Linked DNA regions of Homo sapiens: regions 1 and 2 are each linked to region 3. A link is a contact called in ENCODE Hi-C or POLR2A ChIA-PET data. All regions are on one chromosome and are shown on one strand. The core of a region is the stretch at or near the end of the contact, and the rest is flanking DNA. Distances in the headings are between cores, read along the strand shown. Region 1 holds the start of PIM3 (Pim-3 proto-oncogene, serine/threonine kinase). Region 2 has its middle 18 kb from the start of CRELD2. Region 3 holds the start of PLXNB2 (plexin B2).

Evidence for each region. A loop is a pair of places that touch in the nucleus more often than their neighbours do. ChIA-PET counts read pairs that join two places held with the same protein, here RNA polymerase II (POLR2A). Pooled maps may share reads with other maps.
Region 1: a loop to region 3 is called in a map of tibial artery, with 4 times the contacts of the local background. The contact joins the promoter of PIM3 here to the promoter of PLXNB2 in region 3. A Hi-C loop is called at or near these places in 2 of 168 maps with a recorded cell type or tissue (CD14-positive monocyte and tibial artery), 2 of 37 single-sample maps with no recorded cell type and 9 of 50 pooled maps. POLR2A ChIA-PET finds 5 or more read pairs at or near these places in 3 of 52 experiments (GM10248, GM12878 and MCF 10A).
Region 2: a map of ascending aorta shows a loop between it and region 3 (2.1-fold over the local background). The contact joins the enhancer-like site here to the promoter of PLXNB2 in region 3. A Hi-C loop is called at or near these places in 1 of 168 maps with a recorded cell type or tissue (ascending aorta) and 3 of 50 pooled maps. POLR2A ChIA-PET finds 5 or more read pairs at or near these places in 1 of 52 experiments (activated B cell).

The regions. Positions count from the first base shown.
Region 1 is chr22:49,959,392-49,962,091 of GRCh38, reverse strand. It overlaps PIM3 (Pim-3 proto-oncogene, serine/threonine kinase), which reads right to left and starts at 1,320. Exons shown (of 6, transcript NM_001001852.4): 1 at 1,060-1,320; 2 at 858-967; 3 at 724-774; 4 at 281-650. The coding sequence starts at 1,144. RefSeq lists silencers at 108-157, 798-847, 988-1,137, 1,188-1,827, 1,868-2,147 and 1 more.
Region 2 is chr22:49,935,645-49,938,344 of GRCh38, reverse strand. No RefSeq gene overlaps it. Among named protein-coding and RNA genes, the nearest start is that of CRELD2, 18 kb to the right of the region's middle. RefSeq lists silencers at 1,854-2,393, 2,170-2,464 and an enhancer at 1,603-2,442. Within about 2 kb of position 1,349, at least 36 of the 41 ENCODE cell types and tissues checked have a DNase peak (open chromatin) inside an H3K27ac peak, as active enhancers do; they include ascending aorta, where a contact is called at or near this core.
Region 3 is chr22:50,306,396-50,309,095 of GRCh38, reverse strand. PLXNB2 (plexin B2) reads left to right here and starts at 1,450. Exons shown (of 37, transcript NM_012401.4): 1 at 1,450-1,543. It overlaps DENND6B (DENN domain containing 6B), which reads left to right. Exons shown (of 20, transcript NM_001001794.4): 20 at 1-66. RefSeq lists silencers at 379-428, 1,129-1,178, 1,339-1,538, 1,549-1,618, 2,139-2,289 and an enhancer at 2,597-2,700.

The DNA.
Region 1 (2,700 bases), core at 71-2,570, 350 kb after region 3:
ATGTCACGCGCCTCCCACACCGGGGCAAGAGGCCCCGTACCCCCCAACGCGATGGAGGAAGCAATATTGAGCGCGCCCCTAGCCCCCACCCAGCACGATCCCGCTCTTGATCCCTCGCTCAGCCCTCCCCAGGGTAGCGCGTGGGCCTCTGCTCCCCACGAGAGCAGACCCAGGGCGCGCGGCCGCCCAACAGTCATCAGCCCCTCCATGTGCCGCCCCTGCAGGCGTTAACCCGCCGGCAAGGCCCCCGGAACGTTCCCTGCCCCGCGCCCGCGCTCACCGTCGAAGTCGGTGTAGACCGTGTCCTTGAGCAGCGCACCCGAACCGAAGTCGATGAGCTTGAGCTCTCCGGAGCGCAGGTCCACAAGCAGATTTTCGTCCTTAATGTCGCGGTGCACGACCCCGCAGCTGTGGCAGTGGCGCACGGCGGCCAGCACCTGCGCGAAGAAGCGGCGCGCCAGCGGCTCGTCCAGGGCGCCGCGCTCCGTGATAAAGTCGAAGAGGTCCTGCGCCGGCTCGGGCCGCTCCAGCACCAGCAGGAAGCCGTCGGGCCGCTCGAACCAGTCCAGCAGGCGGATGACGCCGCGCGCGCCGCCCGCCGCGCCCACCTTGCGCAGCAGCACCACCTCCAGGGGCACGGTCGCGCCGCCCTGGGGGACACGGCGGTCAGCAAAAGCCCCGCGCCCGCCCCCCGCCGCCGCCGCCGCCCGTGCCCCAACTTACCAGGCTGCCCCACTCGGTCACCCGCTCCTTCACCACGTGCTTCACAGCCACCTGCGGAGACGCGGGGGTCAGGCCGGGCCAAGCGAGGCGCAAGGCGCGCGAGAAACCCGGGCCCGCCCGGCGGTCCGACTCACCGGGAGCCCGTCGGCGATGCGGCTACCCGCGTAGACCGTGCCGAAGCCGCCGCTACCCAGCACGGCGCCCACCTGGTACGCCTTCTCGAAGCTCTCCTTGTCCGCCTTGGCTGCAGGGAGGCGCGGGCGGGGTTGGTGCGGCCCGGGGCGCCCCCGGTCCCCGCCCTGGCCCCGGCCCCGGCCCCGCCGGCCCCGCGCGTACCTGGCTGCAGGATCTTCACCGGGAGGTGGTCCACGCCGCCGGGCCCGCAGAGGTGCGCCAGGGAGCCGAACTTGGAGAGCAGCATCGCGGGCGACGGCCTCCCCGGAGCCCCGAGCCCCAGGCGCCGAAGCCGCGGCCGATCCGGGCGAGCGGCGCGCCGGGGACACCGGCCGTCCGAGCCCGAGGCGGTCCGCGCGGCGCAGTGGGCCCGGAAGGCCCGCGGGGACCGCGTAGACGCGCAGCAGGCGGAGCGCCTCACCCGCCCCGGCCGCCTCGCCCGGGGGTTTTGGGCCGCGGCGCCGCGTATCCCTCCGCGGGGGCGGGGCGAATCGGGACCCCGCCCCCTTCCGCCCGGGGCCCGCGAGGCGGCGGCGGCCGGGCGCTAGCTGGGGAGACGGCGGGGCAGCTTGGCGCCTGTCTTCGGGCGGGCGAGGGCCGGGTGCGGCGGGCGCGGGGCCGCTCCGGGACTCGTTTTCGTAGCGCAGCCGCGGAGGCGCACGGCGTGTCGCGTCGGTCCGCTCTCCGCGCTCACGCTCTCACTCCGCGCAGGCGCAGTGCCCGCGCGGGTGGCGGCCGTGGCGCCTCGGGCAGAACGAGGAGGGACTGCACGAGCCAATGGAAGCCGGAGTTTTTAAAGAAATCCGGCGCCCCAGCCAATGGCGGGGCGAGCCGTTTCCTGGCTCCGCCCCCAGCAGTGCCTAGGAAGGTCACCCGCCGGCCCCGAGCAGGGTTCCTGGGGGTGTGGGAGTGCGGGAGGCGACCTGCGCTTGTCCCGCGGCCTCGAGGTGACACACGCCGCCAGTCTGCGTCCCCGGCTGTCTGCGCATCCCGTCGCGCACGTGGCCGGGCGCGCGGGGAGGTAGCGCCGGCTCCTCTGGAAGCCCTCGCAGCGGCAGCGCCCCCAGCCTCGCAGCCCCGGCGGGGGCCGAGAGCGCACCTGGCTGGAGATGCTTCCTCCTCACCCTGGGCTCTGACCTCACGCCCGCAGCCCGAGGGCCCTCCCTGGTACCTCTGCCCTGCTGGCCGGTGCCTGGAGTGGCCCCGCCCGACTCCTGCCGTCTGACACGGTCCTGGCTGCCCTCCGGGCTCTCCAGCAGCTGCTGTCCACCTCCACCAGGGAGCCCACCTTGATTGCTGCGACAGCCGCACTCAAAGGCTGAACAGCCGGGGTACACATTGCCCTGGTCTGGACTTCACCCTGTCGTGCCCCTTCCCTGCTCTCTGTACAGAAGTCTGACTCACCTGTGTGGTTTGGTGCAAACCCACAGATTGCCAACATTGGTCCAAAGTCACCGGCCTGAGAGCAGCTCAGGGTTCCAGGACGTGAGTGGCCACCCGCCAGCCCCAGGGCTAGTGGGTTGAGAGTTGGGGGCCAGAGGGCCCAGGGGCTGGTCCTCTTGGCACTGCCAGGCGTTCTCAGTGGCCCTCAGGGGTCTAAATATTGTGGCAGACATCCCCGGGCGGTCTGGTGTGACCGTCAGCGCGCACACACACTTGCCTCGGAGCTTCCAGCCTCCCCTAAGTCTGACCTCTCATCTCTATACAGTCACCATCGCTGTCCCTGCGCTGACCACTCACACACCACTCCCCTGTTCAGCTCTTCTGAGGCTGTGGCTCTCGGGACTGGCCCAGGCCCACCTG
Region 2 (2,700 bases), core at 100-2,599, 370 kb after region 3:
GGTGTTTGTCCCTGTGTGACTGAGGCACCACATAGAGCAGGATGTGCTAAGGCTGTACGCCTGGGCCCCACGGTCAGACGGATAGACAGAAACGTGGATGGACCGACGGGCAGCTGGTGGCCAGCGCAGGCTGCCGAGAATTGGCGGAAGTGGGGCGGGTGGCCGGCGGGCGGCCTGGCAGATCCTGGAAATCCTCGCTTCCTGTTTTCCCAACAAAGGGCCTCTGTCCCCCCAGGAAGGCCACTGGCTGGCGGCAGTGGACGGACATTCCTTTTCCGTAAACAGGATTGTTTTCCTTTTCTCCTCTGGACACAATAACAGCAGCCCCCATGCCCCCCATCCTGTCTCCTGTCACCACTAGCCATGGGGCGTGGACAGTGTGGACGGGTAGGGGGTCCACAGAGCAGGCTTTCCTGGACCAGGTGCCCATTCTGTCACCCTGGGAGTGGGAGTCACAGTGGGGGCCATAGCCTAGTTGACGGCAATGAGGCCTCCAGGGCAAGGAGTGGGAATTCAGTGACGTCTGCCCCACAGGGCAGGTGGGAGGCTGGACCAGCCTTGGGCTAAGGAGACCCTGTGAGCCTCATGGCCCGAGGCAGCAGTGCTTGGGGCAGAGGCCAGGCTTAGGTCTCTGCAGGGGCTGGGCCTCCCTCCAGGTGGACCTCCCCCCGCCCCAGGCTGGCTTTGGGTGAATGCATCTGACTTCCAGAAGCCCCAGAGCAAGACCCTAGAGTAGCTAGAAGCCCCAAGGGGACCCTGGGCGTGGCGGGAGGGGGCAAGGGAAAAGCCTCCAGAGGGTTCAGGGCCCTCCCCTGCCACAGGAGACCCAGTGAGGGCTGCAGGGACAGCCTGGATCTGTGCAGTGCAGATGGCGTGGAGGGGCAGAAGTGGCACGGTTCCCGCGTGCACAGCTCTGAGTGAGCGCAAGTGTGGCTGCTGTGCACACCCAGGCAGCGGGTGCCTGAATGGGCCTGTGTGAGGGGCTGGGACTATTTATAGCCGCTCCTAGCCCAGAGGAGCTATTAATAGCCAGGGTTGAGGGGGACGGACAATGTCTCCTGCTGGCCGCTGCCTGCGGGTGGGGTGGGGGTGGGTGCCATTCTGTGCCCGGAGACACCCGGGGCTGGTACCCCAGCCCCCACCCAGGCTTCGGCACAAGGGCCACTGTTATCTGGTCAGCAGCTGAGCCAGGGGTCTGCATTCACCTGGGACAGCAGGCTGGGGGTGCACCAGGCTACAGCCCCCACCCTGCTCTCCCCGGAGGCCGTTCTGCAGCCACACTGACCCTGAGGAGGATGGGATGGTGGGCACGTGAGCTGGCAGCAGCAGGGCACCCCGGATGGAAAGGGATGCTGAGACCAGGACCCCCATATCTGGTTCTCAGATTCCAGCATGGGGAAGGGGTAAGGAAGTGCTGTGGGGACCGCAGAGCCAGAAGTGGATTTGAGAGAGGCCGGCCCTGCAGGCCCCCCAACCTGCCTCTGGCAGTATAACCAGGTGTCCCTGAAGTAAACAGGTGAACTGAGGCCAAGTCAGATGGGCCTTGGAGCCACTGGAGGGGTGTGGATGGAGGGCTGTGGGTGGAGGAGAAGGGCCCTGCCAGAATTCAGGCTGGTGGGGGCAACAGGCAGCCTCATAGCCCGCTGTCCTGGCTGAGGCTCATTCCCTGTGATCATTTTTGAGAAAAAAAAAAAAAAAAAAAGGGGGGAGGGCGCCTAGCTTGTAAAAAGACCAGATCCCGACCCCACGAAGGGTGAAGTGTGACCTGGGTGGGGCGGGGGGCACCCCTCCAAGCCTTGGCTGCACCCGGCTCCCTGTGCCACACGCGTCCCCAGCATCAAGAGGCGCACCCCCCACCTCTCCCTAAGCCCAGCCAGGCTGCAGAGAAAACAGGAAAGCTCGGAGGCCCAGCCAGGCGCCCTGTGGGCGGGCCTGGGGGAGCTGGGGACGCAGGTTCTGGCTTCCACCCCGGGGGGGCGGGGGGTGTGCGGCGGCGGCGGTGGCGCTCGTGCATCTCATTCTGCGCCTGCTCCCGCGGGGGCTCCTTTCCTTCGGGGAGCCCCCGCCCCCGGGGCCGTGACTAAGCGGAGTCACCTGCCGCCAAGGGCTTTCCAAGAAGGTCAAGGCCAACCGCGCTCCGGCCCACGCCCCAGAGCTCGGGCCGGGCCCTCACAGCCATCGTCCTGCTCATCGTCATTGCTCCCGCAGGGGGTTCCCAGCGACGAGGAGCGCGGGGCCGGGGCGGCGGGGGAGGAGCGCGGGCGGGTCCCTATGGGGCTGGGCACGGGCTGCAGGTCCCCTCCCATGCTCAGCCCAGGCCCCACACCCTCCACCCCTGCTCCTCCCGGACCTCCACCCTCCCCTCCGTCCCTGCTCCTCCCGGACCCCCACCCTCCCCTCCGTCCCTGCTCCTCCCGGACCCCCACCCTCCCCTCCGCCCCCACCCCTGCTCACCCCAGGCCCCACACCCCGCACCCCTCCTTCTCCCAGACCCCCAGGCTCCCCTCCGCCCCTACCCCTGCTCCTCCTGGACCCCCCACACCCTCCCCTCCGCCCCAACCCCTGCTCATCCTGAACCCCCCACCCTCCCCTTTGCCCCACCCCTGCTCCTCCCACATCCCCACCCTCCCCTCCGCCTCCACTCCTGCTCCTCCCGGACCCCCACCCTCCCCTCCGTCCCCGCCCCTGCTCCTCCCGGAC
Region 3 (2,700 bases), core at 201-2,700:
TCCCTTTTAGTCTAGAACAGTGGCCTTCCCACAGTTTTGGTATTAAAATGTCCTTTTGTGACTGGACCTTGTCTTTTCCTTTTTTGATAAAAAGTTGGCAACCTTGTCAGAACCTGGTAATTTTGGGGTCCTCTGCAGTGAAGGGTAGGGTTGCCGTGATGTGGATTGTGGTTCAAGGCCCAAGGGAAGATTTTGGACAGGAACAAGGCCTGGCTGCTTGAGGGTGGGAGAAGGCAGAGACTGAAAGAACTAAGTCAGGCTGGGGGAGTTTGTCAGGATGTGGCGGGGCGGATCCCGGGTGGGGGAAGCAGAGGAGGAGGGGATGCCTGGCTGGGGACAGGAGGAAGCTGACCAGCTGCAAGGACGGGGCAGGTCTGGGTGGAAGGCGGGCCCCAGGGAGGGGTGACCCAGGGTGGGGGCAAGAGCTTGGGGAATGCTTCTGTCTCCTGCTCAGCACATCCAGTTCCGGGAGGGCAGTGGAGGCGTGCTCCAAGGTCTGGCCCTGCAGACGGTTCACCACCTCTTCTCAAGCCCAGGGGACACTAGGAGCACTGAGGCCAGGACTTGGGACCTGGGATGCCAGAAGTGGGGCCAGCTCTGTCCCAGAAACCAGAACCCCCAGAAAGAGGTCTCGGCCCGCCCACCTCCTGGCCCTGAAGGACCAGGTGGGGTCCCGGGTGCAGCATCCCAAGGTGCTGCTGGAGGCCAGGGATGTGCTGGGAGGCCATCTCCAGGTCCCAGTTTACCCTGGGAGGTTGAGGGCCTGAGACCCCTGGGAAAGGGCCAAAGCCCAGCAGCCCCCACCCCTGAAGGCCGCAGGGGAGCGACTGGTATGCTTCCAGTCTGGGAGTGAGAGTCTGGTGCCCACACATCTCAAGACTGGCAGGGACCCTCACGTTCCTCTGGCCAGGCGAGAGTGCACTCATAATGCCCTCCCCTGGTACCAAGCCATGGCCTCCCCTCAGACCTGCGGGGTTCCTGTGGGGGTGCTCAGGCCATGGGGCCTCTGTGGGCGCTCGTGCTTCCTGGACGGCGGCATGGTGGGCAGGGTGCTGCCCTGGCTGAACCTGGGTCTGAACTGGGGTGCCTGAACCTACCAGACAATGCTGTGGCCGCTGGGCAGGGGAGAAGTGGGGGGCGCGGGGAGCGCAGGCCCAGCCCCTCCCCTCCCGTCCCCTCCCCTCCTCTCCGGTTCTCTTCTGCCCTCTCCTCCCCGCTCCTGCTCCCCCTCCCCTCCCCCTCCCCCTCTTCCCCCTCCCCCTCTCCCCCTCCCCCTCTTCCCCCTCCCCCTCTCCCCCCTCCCCCTCTCCCCCCTCCCCCTCCCCCTCCTTCTCCCCCTCCGCTTTCCCTCTCCCTCTCCCCCCTTCTCCTGTTCTCCCCGCCCTCCCCTCCTCTCCCTCGTCGGGGGCGGGGCCGGCAGCTCCCGCGCGCTCCGGCCCCTCCTCGGCCACACAAAGGCCCCGTCTCCATGGCAGCAGCGCGGGCCAGAGCGCAGCGCCGAGCGCGGCCCGGGCGCCATCGAGCCTTGGCGGCGGACGTGCAGGTACCGAGCTCGGGGGACTGGGCTGCGGGGGACGTCTCGCTGGGCGTGGGGGGGGCTTCGCCGTCAGCGCCGCTCCGCCCGGGCCTGCCGCGCTGGGGCCCGGGGACCTGCGGCGGCTGCGGCTCCGCGGAGGGCTCCCGGGGCCTGGGCCCCGTCCGTCGGTCCATCCGGCGAGGCCCGGGCCGCTGCCGCCCCACTCCCTTCCCGGTGTTGACTCGGGGGACGGGCCCGGCGGCGGGGGCTGCGCGTCCCTCCGGAGCCGCGTCGGATCCCTCCTCCGCGCCTGCCTCTCACTCTTCAGCCGCCGAGCTCCGTGCGCCGAGCGGAGATGGTCTCGCGGTGCGGGCGCTCCGGGCCGGCCCCAGGCTCAGCGGCACAGGAGCCTGGATTTGCCCGAGCTCCCGGGGGCCGTCCCCGCACCCCCTGGGGCCTGCTTGGCGCGGGGGGACCAGGGCGGAGAGCACCCGCACCTGGCGAGACCCCACTGCCTGGGCCTCCTCGCGGTTCCCAGAGTGGCGTCTGGGTGGACACCCCGAGACACAGAAAGTCTCAGAAGCGGGGGCGCGAGCCCTGCCTGTCCCCTGCTGACCCTGCCCCTCCGCACCCTGCTCCTGCAGGAAGCCCCTGCCCTGCCAGCGCCCCTGGTCGGGCTATTCGGCAGATCTGGGGAGCCCGCCTCCCCCTGTCATCTGGGGGTCTCAGAGCCCGGACGCCCTGGGGCTTCCTGCCAGGCCCTTGATTTCTCTTCCCGAAGCTCCCTGGGAAAGGAAGAAAGGGGTCCGTCTGCCCACTGTGGGCTGTGGCAGAGTCAGGACAGGGGGTGAGGGTGAGGGTGAGGGTGAGGGTGAGGGTGAGGGTGAGGGTGAGGGTGGGCCCCAAACCCGGCAGATCCCGGCGGCCTGGAGGGCTCCCTGTGCCCCACCTTCCCTGGACCCCCCCGCCCTCCCCACTTAATGTCTGACTTCGGCCCTTGCTTGGAGGTTCGGCGCAGCCTGTGAGGCTTTAAAGTTGAGCTTCCTCAGGAGCCCTTTGCGGGTGGGAGAGCGAGGCTGCCGGGAAGTGGGGGCTCTCAGCCTGCCCCATGCCCAGATGACCCTGGCACGGAACAGCTGAACAGCTGGTGGGAGGAGCCCTCCCTTTCCTGTCCAGAGGTGAGG